Linked DNA regions of Homo sapiens: region 2 is linked to region 1. A link is an interaction called in ENCODE POLR2A ChIA-PET data of the cell type or tissue named here. Cell type or tissue: PC-9. All regions are shown on one strand. Each heading gives the region's core, and the rest is flanking DNA. Links, peaks and the distances in the headings are about the cores only. Region 1 has its middle 26 kb from the start of PLCH2. Region 2 overlaps MMEL1 (membrane metalloendopeptidase like 1).

Evidence for each region. ChIA-PET counts read pairs that join two places held together with the same protein. Peaks named below come from ENCODE experiments on the same cell type or tissue, not always from the same donor. Only the 100,000 strongest peaks of a DNase experiment are listed, where the experiment ranks them.
Region 2: POLR2A ChIA-PET joins it to region 1 with 6 read pairs; 2 of 35 experiments call an interaction of 5 or more read pairs at or near these places.

What each region holds. Positions count from the first base shown.
Region 1 is chr1:2,443,307-2,457,972 of GRCh38, reverse strand. It overlaps a transcript of PLCH2 not described here. Among named protein-coding and RNA genes, the nearest start is that of PLCH2, 26 kb to the left of the region's middle. RefSeq lists enhancers at 5,050-5,697, 5,698-6,346, 9,529-9,823, 9,878-10,712, 11,548-12,382. In PC-9, for the core only: no CTCF peak of the experiment used is centred there; a DNase peak (open chromatin) is centred at 6,012.
Region 2 is chr1:2,595,125-2,609,790 of GRCh38, reverse strand. MMEL1 (membrane metalloendopeptidase like 1) reads left to right here. Exons shown (of 24, transcript NM_033467.4): 5 at 1-121; 6 at 372-452; 7 at 2,722-2,817; 8 at 3,425-3,543; 9 at 4,168-4,233; 10 at 5,510-5,644; 11 at 5,818-5,907; 12 at 11,001-11,137; 13 at 11,491-11,584; 14 at 13,102-13,230; 15 at 13,684-13,782; 16 at 14,432-14,515. Among named protein-coding and RNA genes, the nearest start is that of PRXL2B, 16 kb to the right of the region's middle. In PC-9, for the core only: no CTCF peak of the experiment used is centred there; no DNase peak of the experiment used is centred there; H3K27me3 peaks cover 4,000 bases.

The DNA.
Region 1 (14,666 bases), core at 3,574-7,573:
TGCTCTCTGCCCTCCCTACCACCCGCCCGGTGGACAGCATGGGCCGGGTGGCCATCAGTGCTATGCTGGCAAATGCTTTTTTTTTTTTTTTTTCAGGTCTAAAACAGAAAAGAAAGCAGCCTGCCCATTAGGCAAGAGGAAAGATCATCCAAGGGCTGGGAGCCGCTCCCAGCACGCGCCTCCTGGGACCGGGATGGTTCATGTTCCACACGAGGCTGTGGGTACCAGGGTGCAGCCAGGACTCGGGGTGAGCCACCTTCGCCTTTGGGGAACTTGTGACTGCCCTGTGGTCAGACACTGAGGAAACCGCTTCCTTCAGGGAGTCCTCCCTGACTGCCTGCAGGTCGCTGTTGGGCCCCTGAGAGGCAGGAGGCCATCCAGCAGCTCAGCCGCTCCCCCAGGGTGGGTGCGGCCCCGTCCCGCAACACACAGGCCCCATCTCAGCAGATCTCAGAACCCAAGGAGCGTCCCGGGAGGAAGGCCAGGAGACATTGGGGAGCAGGCGGCTGGGGAACCCTGGCGAGAAGCTGCAGTGGCAGGAAGCTGAGGCAGAGGGCACTCAGCCCCTTGTGATCACGGCCACGAGGCCACTGGGAGCATGCAGCCCCCCAGCCCCTGGCCACTCACAGGTCCCAGCCATGGCTGGAAAGGCCCCTGAAGCCCAGCAGGGAGGGTAGGAGAGGTCCCCACTGAGTGGAGGGCGGGCCAGCCCAGCGTGGCCAGGCAGGCCCAGGCCTCATTCCTGTCCTTGCTGATGGACGGAGCTGCCAGCTGGTCAGTTCACATCTCAGCCCACCTGAGAGAGCCCTGGGTACCCCCCAGCCCCAGGCCATCCTGCACAAGGGCTGGCCAGTGTGAGAAGACCACCAGGGCCGGACCCAAAGCCACCACCGCCACACCAGGCGCCTGAGGACTGGAGCCCCGGGGGGTTCTGGAGGTAGGTGGCTCTTGCCCCTTTGAAAATGGAGATGACAGGTAGGGGCCCTGGCTGGACAGAGAGGACCTGCCTAAGGCCTAGAGGAGGTGCGGATCGCCCCTCACAGTGCCAGAGTCATGGTGTGAACCTGGGGTCCCTTCCCACCTGGAAGCCCCTTGTGGCTGTGAGACCTGCTCTCCGCAGACCCAGCACGGGCCCCTCCGCTGGCCCTAGAAGGGGCAGAAAAAGGTCCTACCAAGTGGGCCCATTCTCTCAGGAAGGGTGGGCACCTCCCACCAAGAGCCCTGGACAAACCAAGTCCAGAGGAAGGCCCAGCTCCCTGGCTTCAGAGGGGGAAACTGAGGCCCAAGGAGGGCGGCTCCCTCAAGTTACAGCCATGGCAGGAAGCCGACGGAGGCCGCGTCTCACCAGCTCCAGCAGCTCCCCCATGTCCCCCAACCCCAAGGGGTCGACGGGTCTGCCGGGGGCGGGGGCTGCACAGGACGAGCCACCCCGGTGACCTCACGCGTCCCCAGAAGCACCGGCAGCGGTGACAGTGACGGTGACAACTGAGTCACCACCTGCAGCTTTTTAAGGCACAGCTGAGAGCAAGGGGCAATTTAAGTCTTTTTGACGAGCCCCAGAGCGCGTGGCTAGAGCGCCACCCGCCCCCCAGGGCCGCCCCGCCTCCCAAGCTGGGCTGGAGCCCCTCCAAGACCCTGCGGGGCTCAGCGGCCATGAGGTCAGGTAGGAGCCAGCGCCCAGGGGACGAACTGGGGGGGCTGCGCTCGGAAGCCAGGGGAGGCCTAAATCCGACAAAGGCCCGGGAGAAACTGCCCACCAGGTGATCTGGTGCTGGCGGCTTGGTAACCCTGATAGCCCTGTGACAGGCCCAAGGGACAAGCTGGGCCTCCCCTCTGGGCTCCGCATCCCAAACGGCATCAACACCGCCACCCACAGCCAATGCTGCCCCAGGCGACGCTGTTTCCTTACAAACACGGAATCTAATAATTGCAATATTGCCAAGCCCAAAATAACCCACAGTGCACCACTTGCCGAGCTCCTACCAGAGAATGGAAGTGAGTCAAACACAGCTGCAAAGCCGCTTTAAAAATACACTTAAACACACGAGCACACAGGCACACACACGCACACAGCCCGCCCGCGGGATGCTCACCTCCACCCACGGCACGGCTCAACAGGTATGGAGGGTGAAGACCGGGGCACGGCCGGGGAGGGAGGCCCTGCAGGGGGGTGGAGGGCCCGAGGGGCTCCCGGTGGCCATACTCCCCGAACTGGGCCCTCTCACACCTGCAGCAGGTGCGCTTTGCCACCTGGGAGCCTCCCGCCTCCATCTGCAGCAAAGGCCCTGGGGCCGCTCCTCTGAAGCTTCTGACTGCTCCTGCCCCCGCCTGACCCCCAGGACCCCAGGGAACAAGCGTCGGCATCCCCCACAGGCAGCTGCTCCAGCTATGGTGGCCACAGAGCATCCTTCACACTCACTGAGTCTAACTCCACCTGCAGGAAGGCGGGCTGCCAGCCTCCCTGCGCCCCCAGTAGGCCCTTCTCTGGGGACCCTGTGCCCCTACGTGCTCTCCCTGAGGGGTGTCTCCCAACCTAGCACAGGCCCTGGGAACAGTGGGTGAACCGCCAAATTTGGGGACCCACACCGAGGGATGCAGAGGGGGCCTGGCAGGGCCGAGGGTCCTCCTGCCCCGACACCTTGGTGCTCAGGCCAGGCCGGGGAACAGGGACCTGCCGGGCCTCTGGGCAGCACCCAGCCTAGACTGGCCATCACGCAGCCAACGTCCAGTTCCAGGTGCCCGCCCGTCCTAGCTCCCACAGCCGAGGGTCCCATGCCCGGGCTAAGCCTGCAGATGGGTCGGCTGAGTTCCTATCTCAGAAAAGAGCATGGTCTCAAGGGTAAGGGGAGAGCCAGGTCCCGGCTCCGCTGGGGGCTCAGCATCATGGGGGTCTGGCCCATGGAGGCTTCAGGGAGGAGCAGAGCCTTCTGGAGCAGGTGGGGGTCAGAGCACAGCTGGGCGCATGTGCTCAGGCCACATGGGGGGCCGAGGCCTGGCTGCCCCCAGGCAGGGAGGGTCCAGCCTGGACAACAGGTTTCTGGGGGTGACGCACACTCCACTGGTGACAGTGAGAGGGCTCCAAGGGGCTCCTGAGCCGCGAGCCACCTGCTCTGTCTCACCCACACTGCCACTGAGCCCCAAACCTGGCCAAGGACATAGTGCACAGACCTTCGGAGACAGGCCCTGCCCCAACAGCCCTGCAAGGGCCAGGACACCGAGGGGCCGAGCCAGGGCGCTGCTCTCAGGGAAGCCACCATTCCCGGTTTATCCCAGACCCTGGGGGCCCCTGGGGAAGCCACTGGGGCTCAGGTCCTGGCCCCTCCCCACTCGGAGGCCTCACCTGGGAGGGGGCTCCAGAGGCCCTGCAGGGTCCCAGGCAGGAAGGCCTGGGGTCCACCATCAGGCCACCCCTACCAAGTAAAGGGACACGGTCCACTCGGTGCATTGCTGGTTCAGCCCCTGGGGAGTAGCAGGTCCATGGCCTTGAGCCTCCACAGACCATCCTCCCGGAGGGGACCACACCACATCATGTCACATCAAGCATGTCACGTGGTGCCGCCTCCTGCCATACCACACCATCAACCCCTTCCTGAGCAAGGGCCTGCACTTCCAAGGGTCCTGCAGAGGCAGCCCTAAGACCCTGTCTCGGGGCTGCCTGGGGATCCCCACGTGTCAGGGTGAGTCGGGCATGGTGGGCGGGGCACTGGCCATCGGGGAACTGGAGGGCCCAGGCCCAGGTCACCTCCAGTGCTGCAGGGCAGGAAGGGAACAGGCAGTTCCTGCCCTAGGAGCTCAGCCAGGTGAGCCAGGACATGCCCCGGGGAGGCCAAACACCCAGCCCGGACTGCTGGAGAGGCCAGGTGGCCCTCATGGCTATGCCCACAGTGGGCACCCATAGGTGGGTGACAGACTCGGGGTGGGGGTGGCTTGCGGCACCCCCGGAACCCCACTACCAGCCTTGGCTCTCAGAGGCCCCCACACACTCGGCTCTCAGAGGCCCCCACACACTCGGCTCTCAGAGGCCCCCACACTGGCTGGGGCCTGCCCTCTTTCCCCCACCCCACTCGGCAGGCGCAGGCCAGGCCCCTCCAGCAGCCCCCGCCACCGTTGCCCAAAGTCCTGGGGACCCTGGAAGCCATAGCAGCCCTCCCCACCGGGAGACGGGGACAGGCACCAGGCTGGACCCAGGGCTGGCATCTGCTGGAGTCAGGAGAGGGTGTCCAGGGGCTGCACACAGGAACAAGGACCCCAGAAAGAGGCAGCAGAGAGCAGGCACTGGGGTGCACTTTCCTCTGCTGGGAGGATGGGGCTCTGCTCCACAGGGGGTGGAAGGAAGGGGTGGTGGAGGGTCCTGCCCCTGCCAGAGGGGGGTGGCCCTGGGCAATGGGGAGGGCAAAGGCCACAGGGCCCTGTGAAGACACTGGCCCTGGACACGTGAAGGAGGTCCTGTGAGCCCCGTGTCTCAGCCCAGATCACTGTCAGCATTCCGGGGCCAGTGGCCCCCTTCTCCAGGCTGGGGAGGGCCTGCGGTGTGCACAGACGCTCCCAGTGAGCCCTCCAGATAGGACAAGGGCCTCCCCTGCACCGCCTGCCATCCCCAGCTTCAATGTCCTCATCTTTGCAATGGGCGATAACAGGGCGGACTGGAAACATATGCCTCAGGGGTCTTCACCTCCCAAGCAGCACCACACGGGGAAGGGCCCCAGGGAGCACGGCGCCCACAGACCACATCTCGAGCACAGTGGGGGCACTGGCGCTGTCGGGGGGCAGACTTGCGTTTTGGCAAATTGTCCCGGCTGCCCCACTGGAAGATCGGGGGACAGGCAGGAGGCTTGTAGCACGGTGGGGGATGGGCGGCCCAGGCCTGGGTGGAGGTGGTGAGGAGTCCCAGCTCTGAGAGCACTGAGGGGGCGCCCCGACCAGGAATGGATCCACGGGGAAGGGCGGGGTGAGCCAGGACTCTGAGAGCACTGAGGGGCGCCCCCACCGGGAATGGATCCATGGGAAGGGGTGGGGTGAGCCGGGACTTCCCGCCTGAGAAGCCAGGACCAGGTGCCAACAGGCACCCTTCCTCCAGGCTGTCCTCCTCTAGGCTCTGCTGAGCTCCGGGCAACAAAGGCACTGCCTTTGTTGTGTACTTGCTGCACCCGGGGCCAGGCCCAGCGGCGGTCAGCTGAGGACAGCGACTGGCCAAGCTCCAGGCCCTCCCAGGACCAAGGCTGACTGGGTGGCCAGGCGCCCCAGAAGGGAGGTTCATGCCCAGCCTCTGGTTGGGGAACCCTAGGCTAGCATCCCCTGTCCCCAGGGCCTGTGAATTATTTAAGCCCCTCCCTGGGCCCATCTGCTGCTCTCTGGGGCAGCTTGGGGTGGAGTGAACGGTGCATTTGCTCCCCGAATGCCTGCAAGGCGCCGCTGGAGGGAGGTGGACCCCACCTCAGCACCAGCCCTCACCTCCTGCTGCTCACGGTGGCCGCTCCCAAAGGCCAGAGGGGCTGGGGCAGGGAACAGGCAGGGAGGGCCAGGGCAGGAGGGAGAGCAGGAGGCAGGATCAAGGGCTCCCATCCCCACCAGATAGGCCCCCCTCCACGGGGCTCACTCCAGGACGGCAGCTGCTGCCTTTCAGCCAAGATGAAATACTTCCACGGGGCTGCTACCTGCCAGGCAGGGCCGGGGGATGGGGGGCGGCAGGGGGACCCAGGCCTCAGCGGCTTCTGGAGAACCTCCGGATTGCTCCCTGAAGCTCCAGCATCCTGGGTCGTGCGGCCCAGCTGCACTCAGCCTCCACCGTCCTTCTGCACACCTGGCTGCACACGGCGGCCACCGTGGTTCCAGGCTCAGCAATGCAGTGGGGGCTGCCCGCTGCCCCTACCAGCAAGGGAGCCTCGGGCCAGAGGGAGGGGGCGCCTTCCCGTGCACTGCCAAAGCTCGGGGCCCAGACGGAAGTCTCTGCTCAGCCTCCTCCGACAGGCCCACGGCAGAGCAGACCTCACTTCACAGGGTTGGCATTTCTGAAGGATGACAAAGATCCCGGGGCTCAGAACGTGTTTTCTGTGCAAACAGACACTTCCCCACCAGCATGCCGATGACAGGCATCCGTGACAGCTCAGCCTGAATCACAGTCCCCCCACCACCACCCACCGCCCCCCCGGCAGCCCAGACGCAGTGGGGGCAGGGCTGGGGCCAAGAGCACGTTAGGGTCCCAGGCCGGTGGGGCCAACTCGCTGCCCAGCCCCCAGGGAGGGGTCCCATTGGCCTGTCCTGCCCCCATTACCAGGGCTGTGGTCTGGGGGAAGGGCTCCCTGCTGCCAACGGTGGCTGACCCTCTGAGGGGTCAGAGCCCCCGAGAGCCCCCAGCCCACCCATGGCGCAGACTCCCACAGGGCTGCCCTCCACGGTGATAGGACATGTTGGTGGGTCGCGGCTCTCTGGCCTCACGGTGGCCCTTGGAGCCAGTTCCTGGGGCTGGAGTAGAGGGGCTTCCTCCAGAAGCCCTACTGGGGCTGCCAGGGGTTAGCTGGGCAGCACTGATCAGTCCAGAGGGGCGGCACTGATCTGTACAGCCCAGAAACGCACCTCCATCAGCCACATTCTCCGCGACAATCTCTGCCTGTCACTGCTAGTGGCATCCCTCGGAGACGCTACTGCGTATGATCTTCGGGGGCCGGGGAGGCACACACATCTCTGGCCCCAGACCCCACAATCGGGACACGAGGCAAGCCCACCACCGCCTGCCTTGGCTGGGAGGGGGAGGGCCCTGGGGAGTGGAGAAGCGCCCGGCACCTTGTTGACGTGGACACCAGCAACAGGCCTCCCTCCTGGAGCGCACTCGGCCCAGCTGCTGGCCTGGACCCCAGGCCCTGCCCCAAATTGCACCTCAAGTCCTATTTCCAGACAGCGTGTGCTGGGTGGCCGAGCCACAGCCCCTATGGCAGGGCCAGGGCCAGGGCTGTGTCCTGGGAGCCGACATCCCTAGCACAGGCGGGGGTCCCACTGCCGAGCTGTCCCTCCTTCTCTACAAGTCACCTGCTCACCCTCACAACCACTGTCACCCCCTTTTCACAGATGAGGAAACTGAGACCCAGAGACACAGGTATGTCCCCAAAACCCACAGTCCAGCAACTGGTGGGCGGACAGGTGGGGATTTGAGCCCAGGCTGGGGTCCCACGTGCTTGGCCTTGAACGCGCCTGGTCCAAGGGTCTGGAACCTGGGATGCAACAGTCAGCAGGCGGGGAGCGGGGGGTAGGCGGGGAGCGGGGGGCAGGCGGGGAGCGGGGGGGCAGGCGGGGAGAGGGGGGTAGGCGGGGAGCAGGGGGGCAGACAGGGAGCGGGGGGCAGGGGGGGAGTTGGAGTTGGAGGGCAGGCCGAGTGGGGGGCAGGTGGGGAGTGAGGGGGAAGGTGGGGAGTTAGGGGGCAGGTGGGGAATTGGGGGGCAAGCGGGGAGTGGGGCCAGGCAGGGAGTTGGGGGCAGGCTGTATAGGGCGCAGGCTGAATAGGGAGGCAGGCCGAGTTGGGGGCACTTGGTAACGAGCTCCTTTTCTGTGTTCTGAATGCCGCGGGAAACATCCCAGACGGCCCAGCCCATCTTCACTTCATGTAGAGCAGAGGCTCTGAAAAGTGGGGCACGTCCTGGTGAGCTAACGAGGCACCCAGAGGACCGGCCGCCTGTGCTGGAGGCCCACGGGGAGGGAGGGAATGGCTGGGTGTTTGAACCAGCTCTCGAAGGATCACATTTTGCAGACAAAAACCAAACTCCCTCCTGGGAGGAGGTGCCCGATATCTGCCCCCCCGTCGAGGCCCAGCCAAGAAGGGGACAGCAACGGATGAAGCCACCTCTGCCCAGGGTGCCTGTTCCTGGACAAGCCTCAGGGGACGGGCCCAGCTGGGAGGGGCCGGGGCTCCTTGAGGTGGCTCAGGAGACCCCAGGGGAGCCAGGGAGACACTGTATGCAGAGAAACAGCTTCATTCACCCACTTCCCCAGGGCTGAGCTTGGCGGCGGCAGCCCAGTCCGAGGCCAGCCTCCCACTTATGCATCAAAGACAACTGCAGCTACAGCTGCAACTCAGTTCTGAGGGCTGTTGGTTCCCCAGAGAATGACTGAGTTCCAGGGAGCGTCACGGAGCAGGGGCAGGACGGGGCGAGGCTGGGGCAGCCACTGTCCCTGAGAGGTGGCTAGGCAGAGCTTACAGGCAGCCACACAGCCCTGCCCATAACATACTACTGCTGGCTCATCTCAGCAGTGAGTCCATTGCCCAAGGCCACACAGTTGCAGATTTGGGATCCAAGTCTGCCCAGCTCCAGAGCCATGTCCTCCACCCCAGTGACACCACCTGGGCAGAGCTGCCCCACCCAGGCCAGGCAGAGGCTGCTGCAGACCTGGTCCCCCACCTCACCTGACACCACTCCCTCAAGTGTGGGCCTTGACACCCTGGTTTGCTGGTTGGTTGGTTGGTTGGTTGGTTGGTTGGTTGGTTTTGTTGAGACAGAGTCTCACTATGTCACCCAGGCTGGAGTGCAGTAGCACCATCTCAGCTCACTGCAACCTCTGCCACCTCCCAGGTTCAAGCGATTCTCCTGCCTCAGCCTCCCAAGTAGCTGGGATTGCAGGTGCTTGCCACCACACACAGATAAATTTTTGTATTTTGAGTAGAGACAGGGTTTCACCATGTTGCCCAGGCTGGTCTCGAACTCCTGATCTCAGGTGATCCACCCGCCTCAGCCTCCCAAAGTGCTGGGATTACAGGCATGAGCCACCGTGGCTGGCCAGACGCCCCAGTTTAAAACATGTATTTCTACTGAAATAGCTCCAACCTCTGGGTGGTGGGGGGCGGGGGGTGGGGGTGCTGAATCTGCATTTTCCTCCGTCCAGGGGGATGTGAAGCTGCTACAGCTCCGACCAGGACTCCCAGACCCATCTGAGCCTCCTCAGAGCAGCTGGTGGGGCCTGGAGCCTGCAGAGCCACTGATCCTGGGATGCGTTCCAGGGCCCAAGCCCACGGCCCTTTCCCCGCGCCAGCAAAGGAGCCACGTACAACAGTTTGACGAAACGAGCATTCTGGAGGCCCCAGGTGCCTTCCGGGGCAGCAGTGATGTGACTTGTGGTTGGGAACCAGGAGCAGCCGCTCCCTAAGAATGGAGTGAGGCCCGTCCAGGCCTCCAGTACCCCTCTTGGTCACCTGTGGAGCCAGGACCCCACCCAGGGAGAGACTGGATGGTGGGGAGCCAGGAGGCTGCACCAGGGGGGATGGTGGGGAGCCAGGAGGCTGCGCCAGGGGGCCTGTGGGACCTCAGCAGCGTGAGCTCCAGGGCCTGCCTCGGGCGGGGGTGCTGGGGTGGAGCACACGGCCACAGTAGGGGGCTGAAGGGCGACCCCCGACAGAAAACACATCCGCATCCCAGAGCCTGTGAATTTGGCCTTATTTGGAAAAAGGGTCTCTGAGGGCGTGCTCAGTGAAAGGCCTGCGCCGAGGAGATCGTCCCGAATGACCCAGGCAGGCCCCAGATCCTACAGGACAAAGGAGACTCGAGGCGCAAGAGAAGACGGAGAGAAGGGCGAGGGAAGACAGGCAGAAGCAGGAGGCGGCCACAACCCAAGGGACGCCAGAGCCACCAGAAGCTGGAGGAGGCCAGGAAGTTCCTCCCGGGGAGCCTGCAGAGGGAGCGCGGCCCCACCCACACCCTGACCTCAGACTTCCAGCCTCCAGGACTGCGAGAGAATAAGCGTGCGGCGTTTTTAGTGGCCAGTGCACGGCAGCCGGTCCCAGCAGCTGCAGGAAACACACCCCTCCATGTCGTGGTGCTCCAGACACCCGGGGCACCTGGCGCTCCAGGAGGGCAAGGGCAGCCCAGCTGTCAGCAAAGCGTTCCTGACAAGGGTCACCTTTGCCTGGGTTTGGCTGCCTGGAGGCCACGACCAGGGAAAAAGGACCACAGCAGCCAGGGGCACCATGCCCTCCACCCACAGGCACTGCGGCACAGCCTGGTCTGAATGATCTCACTGACTCTCCTGGTACCGCAGGGGAGGGAGGGATAAGCAGGGGCCGAGTGCCCTGCCAAAGTCCCGCAGCCAGGGAGGGACGGAAAGACCTCAGGCCTTGCCGCAGAGCACATGCATCCTCAGGGAATACATCCTCTGTATTCCCCGGTTCCCGGTCGGCTGGTCCCCGGTGGGCTGAGGGAAAGACCCCAAAGACTCAGAGAGCAGCTGCCCCGAAGTGGGCAGACCGGGCCACATCAGGGAGGAGTGAGGCCAGGTTACCACCGCTGAAGCTCCAGTCAGGCGTCTCCCTGGGCCCAACCTGAGAGATCAAGCTGGGGACATTTCAGCAACTTGCCCCCACCCCCAAGCCTTTCCTGCCTTCCAGTCTCTCCAGGGTCAGCAGCTCAGTCACAGTCAAGGGTCACAGTGGAGCTCCGGGTCAGCGGCCCCTCCCTGGAGCTGCAGGCCCTCAACACGGGGCCTCCCCTGGTGGAATCTCCACCCACTATGCATGTCCCTCCTTGCTCCCCAGTGGGAGGGCACCCTGGGAGCACAGCAGAACCTGGGGGAGGGGAGGGGGAGCCCTGAGAAGGCTGGCTTAGCCGTCTTGGGAGTGACTGTACAGCTGTGTGCAGGTGTGTGCGGAACACAGGTCCAGCGATCCGGGAGAAGGAGCTGAAGGCAGAGTGGTCCTGGAGGATGCGGGTGAGGTGAGCAAATGGGCCTCCCCCCACAGACTTGGGGCCCCACCCTGCAGCCACCCTAGCCCTGGAAGCCCCTCAGGTTGCTCGTTTCTGCCATCAAGCCTGGCTCCTCCTGGAGCCTCACGCACAGAGTCTGATCTGCACTGGGAGCTCAGAAGGCAGGCATGAGGAGCCTGCTCCCATCTGCGGGGGTGGAGACCCCGGAATCGACACCCAAAGGCTGCTGGGAGCACATGAGGGGGTGGGAGAGGAAGGCAGGAAGAGGAGCCCTGAGGGCGGCTCTGAGGCTGGGGTGGGTACCCTCTGCCACCTCCACCTCCACCAGGCCACCGTGCTGCCTGAAGCTGGCCCCGGAAAGGTGCTTGTGCATGGGCACAGAGGTGTGCACACACACACGGGGCTGCAGGGGCAGGAGGAGGAAGGAGCCCCAGCCCAGACTCAGCCCAGCCCTGGGGAGCATGAGGCAGTGAAGGGATGATCACATTCCTGCCGGCTCTGACCCCTCTGCAGGCCCCGACCCCTCTGCCAGCCCCAACCCCTCTGCCAGCCCAACCCCTCTGCATGGGCCCAGGTTGGCCAGCTCTCAGCTGGGCTGGGCAGCCGAGGCAGCCTCCTTTGTCCCTTTGTGCTGGGCGAGTGGAAAGGACAAAAGCTGTTCTCCCGGCTGGCTAGCTGCTGCCGCCGGAGACATCTCCAGGAGCCCTTCCTCCCTCTGCCTCCAATGTGCGCCTGTTACACAACAGACCTAAGAATAATCCGGAGGGCGGTCGGAGTCGGAGCTGCCCCGCCTCCTGGGACCCCTGCAGCTGGGGGGAGGGAGGGGCCTGAGGCACACAGCTCCTGCTTCTGCCTGGGGCCCCAGTCTGTCAAGGGCCACCCCACCCCCAGCCCCGGGAGACCTGGCTACAGGGTCTTAACTCCAGCCTCAACCCCCAAATCGCAGGCAGGGCTGAGCCACAAGTGAATAGGGGGGTGAGTGGCAATGGAACCCCAGAATCCAGGGCCACTTGTGCCCAGGGGCCATTGGAGACAAGAGTCCCAGTGGGGCCTGTGACAGCCCCAGAGTGGGCAGCAGCGGGGAAGCTGGGCCTTCAGTGGGTACACTGATGTCCAAGCCCCCAATGGCCACCCCTTCCTGGCAGCCAGGGGCAGCACCCTGGCTAGGACTGCAGTGGACAGGGAAGCAGGACGGGGGTGGAAGCCCGGCCAGGCAGCGGGAGGGACCCTCTGGGCTGGTCCTCAGCCCCCCTCCCGTCGGCGTGCCCATCACTGGAGCAGGTGGCAGGCAGCTCTTGGGGCTCTGGCATGGGGCTCGGGCCAGGCTCCCTCCGTTCCCGGACAGACGGCACTGTGGGTGCGACAGCAGCTAATGAAGCGGTCCTATTAGGCGCAGAGTAACAGAAGATACACAAATTGGTCCGAAGCTCTTCATGTGTTGTGGACATTAAAAATTAAAATCCAATTACAACTCGTATTGTCAGACCTGGCTGCTGCGGCTTACGGCAATCCGTGTGTGCCGTGCAGATTATGTCACCTGAACTCCAGCAGCAGCAGTGAGGGCCTCGGGAACCGGGCTGCCAGGCCCCCACCACCACCTAGGAGGGTCTGTAGGGGGTCTCTCCTGCCCACCAGCTCCTCTGCCTCCCCCCTCTGGGCAGGGTCCCTACCTGGTCACCCACAGGAGGGGCCGCTGCCAACCTGTCCCCACCCTCCCCCGTACCCCCAGCTGTTCCCCACCCACAGCCAGCTCTGCCAGAGGCTGGACATCAGGCCTGACCCCAGCCTCATGCTCAGGGATCTGAGGCCAAGGCCACCAGACCAAGCCCCGAGCCCCGAGTCTTCTACACACTGTCCAGCAGACACTCCCACCAGTTCCCCGACCACTGCCCAGGCCTGTTCCAGCCTCTTCTCTCACTGCCCTGGTTTCCCTGGGGACATGCCAAGCAGGCGCCAGTCTCCCTCCCTGCCTCGTCCAGACGAGGCTGCAGGCTCAGCTCTCTCACCTCCCAGAGGGCAGGGCCATCAGGCGTTCAGCCTCAGGGAAGGGGCCTGTGGGGACCCTCAGCACAGCCACAGGCACCCACTTGCCCAGTGCACACCTGCCTCCCTCATCCTTTCCAGACCCCAGACCCTCCCCTAGGGCAGTGCGGAGAATGTGGCCCTGGCTTAAGTGCAGAGGGAACATAGTGGGGGCCAATTTAGAGACGACTTCTCCCATCAGCCCAGGGTCCTAGGGGAGACCAACAGGCTGGCTTCTGTCCCCACCAACCAAGCAGGAGATAGGACAGTGGCCTCCGCCCTCTGACTTGCCCCTCCCCGGCCTCCCATGGTGCCTGAATCCCCTCTGAGGCTGCACCTCGCTGAAGGAGTCTCTAGGATCAGACACCCAGGCAGGCAGACACCATGGGCTCCCCAAGTCAGGGGTGTTGGGGCACCGTGACCCCGCCTCCCCAGACCAACGTGTCAGGGGACGAAGGGGACACCGATCGGGTCCATTCTCCTGGAGGGAGAAGGCCATGGGGGAAGGGCAGTTCCAGTGGTCTCAGTGGTCACAGTGGGGATCAGTGGCCACCTTGGCTGCCTCCAGTGTCACCAGACAGTGTGGGAGGCGGGGAGCGGAGGGGAGGGGAAGCCTCTTATCTCCTTGGCATCTTCCTCCACCAGCTCCAGCAGAGCCCATCTCCCTAAAGAATACCCTGTAGCTCTGCCGGCAGGTCCAGAGCCCAGGAGACCCCTCAGCAGTGGACACTCAAACACTTCCCCCTCCCGTGTCCTACAGACCATCCAGCAGGGCCGCCCCAGGGCCTCCGGAGCTCCCGCCTGCCCGGGCAGTGCCCGCTGCACCCCACCTGCTAGTGTGGGGAGAGGCCGGCTCCCCCCAGATGAGCACCTGCAGCCCAGGCAGATGTGCCATGCGGCAAGTCCACGCAGCACCTCCCGGACCCACACAGGGTGCCCTGCGGCACCATCCGGCAGGGATCGGGGTGCCCGGCCTGGGCTCAGCAGGGGTCATTCTCAGCACGGTCACAGCCCCAGTGCGACCTCCGCAGAAGCCCGGGGAAGGAAAGTTTGCCGAGGGGCGGCCCCCAGATCCCTCACCCCGCACCTGAGGCCATCCGGAGAGCTCAAGACCGCTCCGCCCGTCCCGCCCACAGTCCCGCGCCCGCACCCCTGCCCGTGCCACCGCGATCCGAGCCTCCGCTCCCGAGTCTGAAGCCCAGGCGGCTCAGCCCCGACCCGCACCAGGGCTGCGGCGCCCCCGCGCGTCCACCCGCGCATCCCGGTTGGCAGCGGCGCAGCGGCAGGAGCGGCACCTACTGTGCTTCTGCGGGGCGGCTCCCGCGTCCATTGTCTCCGTGGCGGCTGCAGCGAGGGCAGCGAGGGCGGCGGGGGCGGGGGCTGCGGGCCGGGAGGCGCAGTCAGCGGCCGGGCTCGGGCTCGGGCTGGGGCTCCGGCTCCCGCGGCATCGCCCCGCCAGCTCGGGCGGCCCGCGGCGGGCTGTGCGCGGTGACACTGCGCCCCGTGGAGGCGCCGCGCGAGGAGCGCGCTGTCACTCGTGCCGCCCGCACCACACCCCCTGCCCGCCCCGCGCCGGGAGGGGGCCGGGGGCGCGGGCTCCGCGGCGGGCACCGGGCTGGAGGCAGATCGGGCGCAACCGGGCGAGCGCGACGCACAGAACAGGTGGGGCGCGGGGCTAGCCGGCCCGCCCTGCGCCCGCCGCAGCCAAAGTACTTTCTCCGCAAAGATGCTCCTGCGGCCTTCCGCTCCCCACACCTCCCCCTCCGCCTCCCTCCGGCTCCCCGTGGCCCCAGCCGGCGGGACCGGGAAGGGGGCGGGGCCGAGAGCGCTTCCCATCTCCAGGCTGGGCGTTTGCCCAGGCGCTGGAAGAAGCCAAGACAGGGGCCCCGGCGACACTACAACCCACCCCCCACTCCCAACACCCTGGCGTTTGAGGACTGGGGCCTGGGCCATCCCTTCCCCATT
Region 2 (14,666 bases), core at 8,387-12,386, 150 kb before region 1:
TGTGACGACTTCTACCAGTTTGCATGCGGAGGCTGGCTGCGGCGCCACGTGATCCCTGAGACCAACTCAAGATACAGCATCTTTGACGTCCTCCGCGACGAGCTGGAGGTCATCCTCAAAGGTGGCAGAGCACGGCCGGGGGTGCAGTGGGGTGACGCCGAACAGGACAGCACCGGGCCAGGAGTTGGTCCTGGCTGTGTCTCGCCCCTGTTTGTGCTTCCTCCTTGGTCCAGTGGGCGCAGAGGAGAGGGAATAAAGACCCAGCAGCTGGGGGGCCGCCTCTCGCCGAGCACTTCAGGGGGTGTAGGGACCTGTGACCTGGCCCCTGCAGCCTCGTCAGGCCTCTGTCCAACCTTTTCCTGTGCCCACAGCGGTGCTGGAGAATTCGACTGCCAAGGACCGGCCGGCTGTGGAGAAGGCCAGGACGCTGTACCGCTCCTGCATGAACCAGAGTGAGTGGGGGCCGCCAGGAAGGGGCCGAGGCAGGGGACGGGGGCGGGCTGCCCCTGCCAGGGCCTAGCGCAGCCCCAGGACCCCATGGCTGCCCCTAGGGTAGGAGTGGGTGCCTTTAGGACTCATGCCAGAGGGTCTATGTGCTGTGTCCCGCTCCCAGCCACAGGGTCCAGGCTCGCAGTAATGCCAGCTGCCCTGCGGCCTCACTCACACCCCAACCCCAGCACAGGCCACACGTTCCAGGCTGCAGGAAGACTGTGTGTGTGTGTGTGTGTGTGTGTGTGTGTGTGTGTGTGTGTGTGTATTATATGGATATGAGTATGTGTATATATGTGCATGCATATTATACATTTATATGCATATGTGTGTGTTGTGTGTATATGTATGTATATTGTGTATGTATATGTGTATACGTGTATGTGTATATATGTGTTCATGCATGTATCTATATATGTTACATGTGGTTTGTGCATGTGTACATGTGGGTACATGTGTTGTGTATGCATGTATGTGTGTTGTTATGTATATGTGTATATGTATATGCATGCGGTGTGTACATATGTGTGTGCATTGTGTGCACATGTGTGTTACGTGCATGTCACATGTGTATTGTGTATAGTGTATATGTGTATTATGTGCACATGCATGTATGTGTATATGTGTGTATTCTATGGGTGTGTTGTGTGTGCATATGTGTATGTTGTGTGTGCATGTATGTGTGTGTTATGTGTATATGTGTGTACTGTATATATATGTGCTGTGTGTACTTGTGTACATGTGTATATGTGTGTATGTGTATGTGTGTATGTGTATGTGTGTATATGTGTTATGTGTGTATACATGTTATGTGTGTGCTGTATGTGTGTCATATGTGCTTGTGTGTGCATGTGGATGTATGTGGATGTGTGTGTGTGGTGTGGGGGGCAGATTATCCATGTTTCAGTTCCTATTAAAGGAATTCACGTGCTTGGAGCACCCCCGGCCCAGCACCGTTTAACTCCTCCACTTGGGGGTCTGCAGGCCCAACCTGTGGTTGTGGCTGCTGTAGAGACAGCTTCTCCGCTGAGCACCAGGGTTCAGGGCTGGTTGTTTTGCCCAGGGGGTCTCGTGGAGCCTCCGCCTGACTGTGGAACTCGCTGGGACCCTGGCTTTAGGGGGCGTCTCCGTGAGACCCCTGCTTGGGTGCGCTGGGCTTGTCTCCTCCCCATGGAAACAGAAGGCTGGGCCCCCATTCTGGGCAATACTCCCAGCTGGAGATGACTTCCTGTGTCCTCGCCTTTACTTAATTTTTGGCCTGAGAGGCTGAATATACAAACGGCAGGGGCCAGACCATGTGGAAAACTGGAACGCAACTCAGGACCGGCAGCCCAGCCGGGAACCCAGCCCTTTATCCCCAGTGGGCAGCCCAGGAGGTCAGACGGCACTCCCCACGGCATCCGGCCCCTAACAGCCGGGGCCTGCCTCATCACAGGCAGCCTCCCCTGGAATGTCTGTCCCTTCCTCCAGCATAGGACCCTAGCCAAGCCCAGAGGAGGCCGGCCTCTAGTGAGCCCGCCACAGCCTCCCCAGGCCAGCAGCCCCCACTCAGCCCACTCGGGCCTCCCCTCTTCCACTAGGAAGCCCTGCTGCTCCCTGCAGGCCTTTGACCTGACGGGGCACCTGCCATGCTGTGCCAGCACTGAAGCCTTCACTTTGCCCTGTGGGTGGTCTTCACTTATTCCCACAGTGACTATCTCCGCGTCCCCACCTTTACCTAATCTTCGACTGCAAAAGCCCTGCTTGTCGGGGCCCCACCGTGCTGAGCCGAGACACAGGACACACACAGGCCCCAGGGCTCCCCTGCCTACCCCGCGCCCCCTCCCAGCCCACCCACCGCTGCCTGAGTCCTCGCCGAGGCTTGGCCTGATCCCAGAGCCTCCTCTCCTCTCCCAGGCTCCTCGCCTGCTGGCCGGCTCCCAGGCCCCAGGGGCTGCCTCCCATCATCCTCTTTGTCCCCCGGGGCTCATGTGCTTTTCTCAGCCCCCAGGTCTCCTTTCACGCCCGTGTCCAGTCTCAGCCTCCGCCTCCTGCGCTGCAGAGCTGCCAAGATGCTGACCTGTGACGGGAGGGTGCAGGTGTAAAGGCCCAGAGGCTGGGAGGCCGCCTCTCGCGGAGCACTGCAGGGGCTGTGGGGACCTGTGACGCCGGCCAACGGCGCCCCCACAGTTCTGTGTCGTGGCACGTGAGCCACAGGGAGGCTGGGAGAGTGACCACTGCGTCCCTTCTCAGGTGTGATAGAGAAGCGAGGCTCTCAGCCCCTGCTGGACATCTTGGAGGTGGTGGGAGGCTGGCCGGTGGCGATGGACAGGTGGAACGAGACCGTAGGTAAGGCCGGGCCTGGCAGCAGCCTCACAGACAGACAAAGGAGGACCAGGACCAGGGCTCCTTCGGTCTGAGGCCTTCCAGGAGGGGACCCCACCCCCACCCCCAGCTGGCTGCTCTCAGGAGCCCCAAGAGGCCCAACCCAGCCGGGGCAACCTCAGGGTCCTGGGAGGTGGTTTAGGTTCCATGCTGGGGAGTTGGTGCCCCGTGGCCAGTCCCATCCAGCCCTGCAGAGGGGTGCCCCTCCTCGGCCCCTAGGAGCGCTCGACACTCAGGCCCCAGCCAGGCTCCGGCCAGGCCCTGGCCCCAGGGCTCCCCACTCTGAGCATGTGCTCCATTCCCCCGGGGGCAGGAGTGGCACCTCACGTGGCTGGCAGCCCTGACAACCCCATGCTGCTCCCAACCCCCTCCGGTCACCTGGGGGCCCGCCTGTGGCTCCTGGGCTGTTAGGGAAAGTGTCTCCCACATCCCCCAGCCCCTAAGGCGCACAGGTGAGCTCCCCACCCTATGGCCCCCTAGTTCCTGGCTCCGGAGGCCAGATTCACCGACAAGGGGCCGGGCTGGGGCCCCAGGGCCCGCCAGTCTCCAGTGCGGGGCACTGTCTCCCCAGGACTCGAGTGGGAGCTGGAGCGGCAGCTGGCGCTGATGAACTCACAGTTCAACAGGCGCGTCCTCATCGACCTCTTCATCTGGAACGACGACCAGAACTCCAGCCGGCACATCATCTACGTACGAGCCGCGCCGGTGGGCAGGGGTAGGCAGGGTCCCCAAGCCTGGCTGGGGGCTCTTGCAGCACAGCAGAAGGATGGGCCAGGCCGACAGGGAGCTCCGGGGTCTCCTGGGACCTGGGCTCCTGGCTCCTGTCCACGTCCGTGGGCCCGGGAACGAGCTGCTGCTGCTGGAGTTTCTGTTGGGCCTCCTGGCCAAGCTGGGGGCCACAGTAGAACCCGGTTCTGGTCAGAGGGGCGGGGGCTCCTGAACAGCGGGGCTGGAACCGGGGCAGGAGGCCTGACCTCAGGGATCCACTGCTGGCCACGGGCTGGAGGCCAAAGAGAAACACACGAAACAAATACGCGCCCCACTCTGGGGGAGCCGCGGGTGCTGCGAGGCCCGGGACAGCCTGAACCCCTCCCCACCCCACCCCCGCCACCCTCTCCAGTCCAGCCCAGCGCCCCCACCATCACTCGGGGCAGGGTCTGGCCTCCCGGGTCCGGCACAAGCTCCACCACCAGCTCCTGGGCAGAGCACGTGTGCACGGGGCACAGTCCTGTGGGGAGGCGGCTGCAGCCTGCCTCAGCCAGGCTGCGGGGACCCCGGGCCCCTTGCCCAGGGTCACACCTTCTGTATTTCCAGATAGACCAGCCCACCTTGGGCATGCCCTCCCGAGAGTACTACTTCAACGGCGGCAGCAACCGGAAGGTGGGTGGGTCCTCACCGCAATGCCAGATGACCCCCCCATCACCCCCTACCCCGTGGTCTGGCCTTCCCGTTGCCCACCTGGCCTTCCCTCCCCGAAGCTGGTGTTAGTGAGCACCTGTGGAGGTTGAGCCCGGCACTGAGGGTGGCGGGTGCAGACGTGACCTATTGCTTGCCACCATCCTGGGGGACGTTCCCTCAACACCCGGGCCAGGCCTGGGGACAAGCTCAGCTCAGCAGCAGCCCCATGGGGCAGAACTGTCATCCCCCTCCCGTCAGTACAGACCCAGGCTCTGCAGCACCGGATTCCCAGGAGGGCCCCTGGAGATCTGAGTGCAGGCAGCTGGGCCCCGAGCCTGCTCCATCTCAAGGGGCTGTCAAGAGAGGGGAGGGATGAGGACCCCCACTGTGGACAAGGGGACCTTGAGGCTGGCAGGCCCAGGGCTAGCCCAGGGTGCAGGGAAGGGTGGGGAAGGACAGGGAGCAGGTGAGGAGGGCAAGGCATCCAGCACCAGGGCAGAGGTGAACAGGCATGAGGCATGAATGCCCCAGAGGGCCAGACACAATCCAGGGGGCCTCCTGGTGGAGGTGGGCTATGAACTAGACTTTGAAGGATGACCAAGCCCAGAGGAAGGGCCGTGTGGCCAAAGGTGGAGCAGTGGGGCTGAGAGAACCACGCCAGAGCAGGAGGGACTGGAGTGTCTCAAAAGCGCCATGTCTGGCCATGTGTTCAGACCAGGCAGCTATGGGCCAAGCCTGGCCAGAGCATTGGCCTGCACTGGGGAAGCCCTGCCCAGCGCGAGGAAGGCAGCTCCCTGAGGAGCAAACTTCCTCAGGATCCCACTCCAGACACTCAGGCCGGGAAGCACCTGGGTAGGGAAGCCCAAATTAGCCCTGGCACCCACCACCCCGGCACCCACCACCCTGGCACCCACAGCCCCGGCAGGCCCAAGTTAGCCCTGGCACCCCAAGCCCAGCACCCCAACCCCAGCACTGAGAGCCCCAGCACCCACCTGTGCAAACCCTTATAGGCAGCCACACAGTTTAAGCCCTGAGCAGCCCTGCAGACTAGGTACCCCGTCCAGTGGCTCGGGCACAGGTCACGCGTCTGAGACGCTCCCACTCGGCACTCTGTGTGCCCGAGAGCCTGCTGGTCAAGGTGGGTGGACACGCATTAGGGGCTTCCCCATGTCCTACGCCCACCCCACCCCCACAGAAAACTCCCTGGGGGCCATGGTGGCTGAGGCCACCCAGCTCTGCCCGGCGTCCTTTGGCCCAGGTGCGGGAAGCCTACCTGCAGTTCATGGTGTCAGTGGCCACGTTGCTGCGGGAGGATGCAAACCTGCCCAGGGACAGCTGCCTGGTGCAGGAGGACATGGTGCAGGTGCTGGAGCTGGAGACACAGCTGGCCAAGGTAAGGGGGCCGGGGCGGGTGGGGAGCGGGCAGCGAGTGGGCTGGGAGCCCCAGGCGGTGTGGCTGGCCAAGGTGAGGGGGTGCTGGGTGGGCCGGTAGCAGGCAGGGACTGGGCCAGGAGCCCCAGGGGGCATCCTGGCCACCCGCCCGTGTGACTGCTATCCCCGGCACAGGCCACGGTACCCCAGGAGGAGAGACACGACGTCATCGCCTTGTACCACCGGATGGGACTGGAGGAGCTGCAAAGCCAGTTTGGCCTGAAGGTGAGGCCACACCACACAGGAGGCCGGCACTGGCCGGGTGGAGACTCGTGGGGGACATGGAAGCGGCCCTCTGAGAGGGCACGTTGCCTGGCATTTAAGCTCAGAAACATTCCCCATCCCCGAGCAGGGAGACCCTGTACCTGATCACCCAAACTTGCTGCAGAGCAGCACCAGCACGATTACTAATGTCACTGGGACAGCAGTGCCAACTGTGCCATCCTGGAACAGAGTCACCCATCTGTGCGGTGCTGTGATGGCCCCGGTCTTCTGAGCAGGAAACGGAGGCCTCAGGGGGCTGCTGATGTGTGGGGGTGTACAGGGTCCCACCCAGGGCTCTCAGACCCCAAGTCCCGCTCAGAACCTTAGCAGGGTGCTTCCTCCCAGTCCTGCCTGCCCTGAGGGTAGCAGTTCCCCCTGGCCACACCCTCAGGCGCTCCCCTGCCCAGTGCCCAGGCCAGGCACCGCCCTGTGCTTTGAGGTGGGGGCTGGAGAGGAGCAGCCCAGCCTGGGAAGGGGCAAGTCCCCCACTCCCTCAGCCGACTCTCACCCTGCTGGAGCAGCTGGCCTTCTCGAGGGCCTCCTCCCCCAGGAGGCGCAGGCGTGCAGCTTCGGCAAAGGGTGCCCAAGTCAGTGGGGGGAGGGCAAGGGCAGAAGGGGGTCCAAAGCCCCTGCCCCCTCAACCAGAGTATGTCCCTGAGTGTCTGGAGCCACAGCTCTTGCCAAGGGCAAGACAGAGAGACTCTGGGGAGAGCCTCGCCCCAGGGCACCTAGTGCCTTGGAAGGCTGGTGGTCCCTAGATCGGTTCTGGTCCCCAGGGCTGGCCTGCGGGGACACACCTTCCCCAACACCCCGCTGCCCAGAACACACGCAGTGGGGCCAGGCTCTGCTCTGGCACTGGGCTTTATCCCCTTCCCAAACAAAGGCCTATCTCGATCGAGGTTCCGGTGCGGGAGAGGGACAGAAAAGCGGAGTGACCTCTAAAACGTGTCAGAAAGCCAGAAAGGGGGCAGGATGAGCTCAGCCAGGACAGCAGACAGGAGGTAAAGCCTTGCAGAGAACCAAGGGCCATGGCCATCTGGGGCCAGTGTGGCTCACACAGCAGTTCCCCAAGAGTCTGGGGCAGGGACTCCCAGCTAATGAGCACCGGGGCTAGAGAGAGATGGAGTAGGAAGTAAAGCGGGGGATGCCGTGTCCGACCTCGGGGGCCACTTGAAAGTCTCAGACTCTGCCCGAGAGGAGTGGGGGTATGACAGGACGTGACCTGGTTCACAAGTAAGAGTGAGTGAAGGGGACGGGGCAGGTGGCAGAGAAGCCAATCAGAGGCTGCCACGTAGCCCGGGCAAGAGATGGCAGCTCTGCCAAGGGGGGTGCCCGTGGTGGAGGTGGCTTTGGGGTTGATTTTGGAAGTGGAGCCAACAGGGTTTGCAAAAGGACTAAATATGGAAGTGAGAGAGCTCAGATGGCCTGAGGTTGCCGTGGAGACATCACAGCGGCAGGTTCAGGGGAGCGTCCAGGAGCCCAGGGTTTGGGGACATTTGGTTTACAATGCATTTATGATGTTCAGAATCGCCCCAGAGTGAACACATCCACACAATCACCCCTCAGATCAAGACTTACGTGACCACCGACATCCCAGAAGCCCCCACATGCCCCTGCCTAGCCCCTGTGCCTGCCTCCTTCCCTGGAGAAGAGACCCTGACTTCTCCCTGGAGGGAGGCCGGTCCCTGACGTGGCCTCTAGATTGCTGAGTGGCCTCTGACTCTAAGAACATGCGACAACTCGGGTCCCACTGTGCTGTCTCTGGGCCTTTTCTGAGTGATGTTGTCATGCCCATGCCTGTGTGTGCCTGTGGCAGGCAAGTGGGTAGGAGTGGAATTGCTGGGTGGAAGCACACGCATCTGTTCAACAGTAACAGGCACTGTCTTTCCCCAGAATTATCCAGGGATGTGCGCTCCCCAACAGCGGCTGGTGCCACACCCTCGCCCGTGCTGGGTGGTGTCCGTTCTCAGCCGTTTCTGCACCTGTGTAGTGGGGTTTCATCTGGGTTCAATGTGACTTTCCCCAAGGGCGGAGGAGGTTAAACGCCATCTCCTGTCAATTGGCCAATGCCATTCCCTTTTGTGGAACGTCTGTTTGAGTCTTGCCCATTTGTTCTATCGGGCGATCTTTCTCTGATTGATTCTTGGAGTTACCTATTTTAGATGTGACTCCTTGGTCAGCTTATGTGTACAAATGTTCTCCCCACTGGGCAGCTTGCTTTTTTACTCTCATAAGGGTTTCTTTGTTTCAATGGAGGCTATTAAATGGTCCAATTTATTGGCTTAGCAAATGTGTGCAGATCTCTTCTTCGTGGTTAGTATTCTTTGTGTTCTGCTAAAGAACTCTTTGCCTACCCTCAGGTTTGCTTAGGTCTACAATCTACTGTGAGTTGATTTTTTTAATGGACAGTGAGATGTAGGAATTGTTTCTTTCTTATGGATTTCCAGTCATTCAGCACCATTTATTAAAAAGAGCCCCCTGTGAGCCCCTGGTCTTGGTGCCTTCTGTGTTATAAATCAGGTGTTCCTGTGTGTCTATGCGTGGGCCCATATGTATATTTCTGGACTCTCTTTTGCCCCACTGGTCTCTTTATCTATCCAAGTGATAACCCCTACCACCATCACTCCTTCAGCTTTATAATGTCTTGATAGTCAATAGAGTATATATTTCAACTTTGTTCTTCAAGAGTGTCTTGATAATTCTCAGTCCTTTGCATTTTCACATAAAACTTAAAATCTGCCTTCCATTTGCATACACGCACACACACAAAAAGAAAACTCTGCTAGAAATTTGATAGGGATCACTTTGAATCTCTCTATCAATTTGGGGAGACTTTGCAATGCTGAGTCTTCCAATCCATGAACATGATATATGCTTCCATTTATGCTTCAATTTTTCTTAATAACTTTTAAAGCTTTCAGTGTCAAGTTCTTATACATATTTTATTAGATAAATTACAGGTGTTTGGTTTTCTACTATAAATAGAATCATTTTGAAATTATCTTATTTGTTGCTGATATATGGAAATACTGACTTTGTAAATATGCAGTCTTACTCAATGCACTTATTAGTTCTGGTTATTTATTTGTAGAATAAACAAAATCATATCATTTGTAAAAAAACAGGGGGGTTGGGTTTTGTTTGTTTGTTTGTTTGTTTGAGACAGGGTCTCACTCTGTCATGCAGACTGGAGTGGAGTGGCACAGTCATGGCTCACTGCAGCCTTGACCTCTTGGGCTCAAGCCTCCTGAGTAGCTGCGACCACAGGAATACACCATGACCAAGCCTTGCCTGATTTTTTTTTTTTTCCCAGAAACAGGGTTTCTCTATGTTGGCCAGGCTGGTCTTGAACTCCTGTGCTCAAGCAGTCCTCCCGCCCTGGCCTCCCAAAGTGCTGGGATTACAGGCATGAGCCACCGCACCTGGTCCAGTTTTATTTATTCTCTTTCAGTTCTTACTGGCTTTATTTCATGTTTGCTTTTACTGAACTGGACAGGATTTTGAGCATAATGCTGATGTCATAATAGTAGACATTAAAAGAAAAGCACGTATATTCTTACCACTAAATTTTATGTTTGGCCAGGCATGGTGGCTCATGCCTGTAATCCCAGCACTTTGGGAGGCCGAGGCAGGTGGATCACCTGAGGTCAGGAGCTTGAGACCAGCCTGGCCAACATGGTGAAACCCTGTCTCTACTAAAAATACAAAAACTAGCTAGGTGTGTTAGCACATGCCTGTAATCTCAGCTACTAGGGAGGCTGAGGCAGCAGAATTGCTTGAACCCAGGGGTCAGAGGTTGCAGTGACCCAAGATTGCACTGCTGCACTTGAACCTGGGCAACAAAGCGAGACTCTGTCTCAAAAATAAATTTAAAAAAAAGTTATGTTTGCTATGGAGTTGTTTTTGTTGCTTCTGCTGCTTCATACATTTCCTTTATCAGGTTATAGAATTTTCCTTCTATTTTTCTTTTTATCTTTTTTTTTTTTTTGAGACAAAGTCTTGCTCTGTTGCCCAGGCTGGAGCGCAGTGGAGTGATCTCAGCTCACCATAACCTCTGCCTCCCAGGTTCAAGCGATTCTCATGCCTCAGCCTCCCAAGTAGCTGGGACTACAGCATGCGCCACCACACCCAGCTAATTTTTGCATTTTTAGTAGACACAGGGTTTCACCATGTTGGCCAGCATGGCCTTGAACTCCTGGCCTCAGGTGATCTGCCCGCCTCGACCTCCCAAAGTGTTGGGATTACAGGCGTGAGCCACTGTGGCTGACCCCTTCTATTTTTATTTGCCAAGAGTTTTTATTATGAATAGATGGCAGATTTTATCAAATGCTTTTTCTGCATCTGTTGAAATAATCATGTGACTTTCCTCCTTTATTCAGTTATTGTAGTGAATTAAAATTATTTTATTTTCAAATGTTACACCAAACTTGTATTCCTTGAATAAATCTAATTCAGCTGTGATATATTAGCATTTTATACAAGTATGGCTAGGTTCTATTTGCTAATATTTTGCTTAGAACTTTTGTATCTATGACATAAACGAGACTGGCTTATTATTTACTCTGCTTATAATATCCTTATTTTGGTATCAAGGTTATTCTTGGCCTCATAAATCAAGTTGAAAAGCATTTTCTCATCTCTGGAAAGTTTTAATAAGATTGGCAGTTTTCCTTAAATGTCAGATAGAATCCACTGGTGAAGCCAAATGGGTCTGGAAATTTCTTTATTGGAAAGTTTCAAATTAAATATTCCATTTATTTAACCTAGAAGACTATTCATATTTTCTATTTCTTTTTTTGTCATTTTTGCTAAGTTGTGTTTTTCTAGGAACTTGCCTGTTATACTTAGGCTTTCGCATATATCTGCATGATCGCTTGGGTTTTTACAGCTGTAGGCTCTGTAATAATGTCACCCACCCTTTCCTGATTCTGATTACCTGCACTTCTCTCTTATTCCTTGAACATTCTTCAACAGGGGCTGGGTTTCTTAGATTCCCAGGAACTGTTTCTCCCTCTCTCTCTCTCCCTCTTTCTCCCCACTTCCTCTATCTGCAGGGATTTAACTGGACTCTGTTCATACAAACTGTGCTATCCTCTGTCAAAATCAAGCTGCTGCCAGATGAGGAAGTGGTGGTCTATGGCATCCCCTACCTGCAGAACCTTGAAAACATCATCGACACCTACTCAGCCAGGTGAGGCCCAGGGAGGGTCTCCAAAGGCCTCAGCATCTTTGCCCCTGCTCTCCCATCCTCCCCAACACAGCTTCTGCTCCCAGGAGGGGACCCTATGAAGCATCTGCCCTGAGGGGTGTGGGACATGAGGGGTTAAGCTTTAGTGGCCAGTGGAGTCTTACATTAAAAATGTGTCACATCCCAAGCACCCGGGGCAGATGGGCTGGATCTTGGAGGTGGTTGTCCTGGAGGTTTTCTCCAGCACCCATAACTCTCTGGGGTGGAACGTGCTGGCCAAGGGCCCTAAGCCATATCTCCTCCCTTGCAAAGACCTCTCACCTGTTCTCCCCTCACCCTCTACCTTCTGCCCCCAGGACCATACAGAACTACCTGGTCTGGCGCCTGGTGCTGGACCGCATTGGTAGCCTAAGCCAGAGATTCAAGGACACACGAGTGAACTACCGCAAGGTGAGCCCCTTCCCTGCCCAGAGCCTGGCCGGGCACTCATTCATTCAGGCCACGATGCTGAGCATAAGCTGTAGGCAAACACCGAGGTCCACACCAGGGTCACAGCCATGGACGAGGCAGGGCGAGGCGCCCACCCCAGTGGGGAGTGGACCATGACAGTCAACAAGGCAGAACGTAGCTCTGCCAAAACCGCAGAGTATGATGTGGCGGGGAGGCAGGGAGGGACGAGGACAGGGAGCACTGCTCCGGGGAGGCGACATTTGAGACCTTAAAGGCCTGAAGAGGCGGCGGGGTGATTTCCCGGGAGCAGAAACAGCCAGTGCCAGTGCAGAGGCCAGAGGCAGGAGCAGGCAGGGGCCGGACCCGTGGTCAGCAGCGGACAGGAAGGAGAAGATGGCAGGGAGGGAGGCGAGGTGACCACGGGCCACAGCAGCCGGTTTGGATTGTACTCCCTGTCTGAAAGCCGCAGGGGTGCTAAGAGCAGAGACGCGGTCAGATATGCTGCTCCTGTAGTCACTGTGGCTGCTCCAGGGCTGGGGTGAGGGTGGAGACAAGGAACCGCAGGGAGGCCCTAGGGGGATTCTGGCTGTTCTGGGGAGAGTGAGTTGAGTAGGGGGCGGGGTCAGCATGGAGGCCGATGTGGTCACCCAGGTGAGGTGACAGGCTTGGCCATGGTGCTGGCAGACACACAGACGCAGGGGAGGTGTTGACCGCAGCAGCTGAGGGATTGGGTATAGGGGCTAAGGGCAGAGGGGAGTCGGGACTCTCAAGACCTTTGTTAGAGTAATGGGAGGGACAGAGGTCCCCACTGCAATGGGGAGACTGAGGCAGAGGCAAGCTGGGGGCAAGTCAAGCCTCCTGTTGCCATGGGGGGGTAGGTCAGAGACATCTGTGAGTCAAGCGTCAGGGGGGCACTGAGTCTAGGAGCTTTGGGGAGGAAGAAAGGGCTGCCTCCCTTTCCTAAAGGGCAGGAAGTCCTGCAGCCCAGAAGGTGTGGCAGGACGCTGGGCAGAGTGCTCCCTGGGCTTTGCCTGAGTCTGGGGCCCAGAGTCTCGTGCTCCTGTGTCCCTGGGGACAGATGAGCAGGTGTTCTCACAGCTGCTTCAACAATGGAGAGACCAGGGCCCTGGGAGCTGGTGGCTGAGAGGGACGTGGTCCCAGGCCTTGCTCTGGGGTCAGCGCCAGCCCTGTGCCTTGAGACTGGGGCTGGAGTCCTGGAGAGCAGAGTCCAGCCAGACAACCAGGACAGGGGCCGGGGAGGAACCCCCCCAACTCCTCAGGGTAAAGGCCCAGCTCTCAGTCTGCGGAAGTTCCCCAATCACAATACCATGCCCATCCTTCCCCCCGCCGCAGCAGCACCCAGAGGTGAGGCTGAGATCATCCCGTGCCCCCGCTAGCCCCGGGGCACCCTGAGGCTGAGGATAGGTGGGTCTGCTCACCCCGTAAGCCCAGGGCCCCACGCCAGGCCTGGGAAGGCTGACGTGGGGGCCCGTGGGATGATCGGGTGGCCCCACCAGGCGCTGTTTGGCACAATGGTGGAGGAGGTGCGCTGGCGTGAATGTGTGGGCTACGTCAACAGCAACATGGAGAACGCCGTGGGCTCCCTCTACGTCAGGGAGGCGTTCCCTGGAGACAGCAAGAGCATGGTGGGCGCCCCTCATCCATGGCCCACGCGGGGCCAGCCTTCCACAGGGACACCGAGCCTCCCTGCCCTGAGACTCCCACCCCGCCCAGGCTCAGGGGCACCTGCCCCAGCTCACCAGACAGAGGGAGGCTAAGGGAAGCCGTGCCCACCCCATGCCCCTGACCCCAGCCGGCCACTGGGCCCCAGCCTGAGCCCTGCAGGTCCAGCTGGGAAAGGCACAGGTGGTACAAGTTGCCCCTGGCCCACGAGGACCCACAGCCCAGCAGGGAGGACCCTGAAGTTGGGTTGTCATCTCATCCCCCCACCGGCCCCACACCTCACCTGAGAGGCCCACAGCTGGGCAGCCCTGGGCCTTGCCCCGGCGGGGCTCAGACCAGACCTCCCCAAAGCCCTTGAGGCTGGTCATTCGCCCTCCAGATGAGTCTGGGACACGAGGGCCATGCCCGATTCCCAGGTCAGAGAACTCATTGACAAGGTGCGGACAGTGTTTGTGGAGACGCTGGACGAGCTGGGCTGGATGGACGAGGAGTCCAAGAAGAAGGCGCAGGAGAAGGTATGTGGCTCGCAGAGGTCAGGGCAGCCCCGACTGGATCTGGGCACGGGCAGCACCGCCCCGACAAAGCCTCCTGACGGTCCCCACGGGGAGAAGGCAGCCCCGGGAGGCGCAGACAGGACCCCACGGGGAGAAGGCAGCCCCGGGAGGCGCAGACAGGACCCCACGGGGAGAAGGCAGCCCCGGGAGGCGCAGACAGGACCACTCGCCCACTGTGGAGCTGAGGAAAAGCAGGCAGGGGCAGGAACCAGGCCTGGGACATCCCCAGCACCCCCCATGAGCCAGCGGGGGTAGCGGTGGCCTCGGGAGCAAGGGTCAGACCCACCAGAAGCTCCTCTGGACCCAAGTGACAGACGGCAGCCGAGTGACCCCTCCAGGGCCCCTGCCCCCACCCGGACCCCTGGCGGGCTGTTGGGCTCTAGGTCAGGTGGGCGGAGCCTTCCATATTCTGTCCCCATTAAACCTCCCCAGAGCCTGCAAGGTGGGGGCCAGATCCCGGAGCCCCCCAGCCCCTCACCACAGGACAGGGAGAGCACAGCCAGGATGCCCCGGGCTGACCCCTCCCACAGTGTGGCACTCACTGACCGGCCCCCGGGCTGACTCCATCCGCAGTGGGGCACCCACTGACCAGTCCCTCCTCCCCACTCAGGCCATGAGCATCCGGGAGCAGATCGGGCACCCTGACTACATCCTGGAGGAGATGAACAGGCGCCTGGACGAGGAGTACTCCAATGTGCGCCCCCAACCCCAGCCCTAAACTGCCCCCCACACCGTGGACATGGGCCCTGATTGCCTGGGGGCTCCTCTGTGCCAAGCTCTGTGCCCTCCTCCCAGGCGCTAACACAGCTGTCCTCACCGTGCCCTAGGGTGGTGGCTCCAGCACT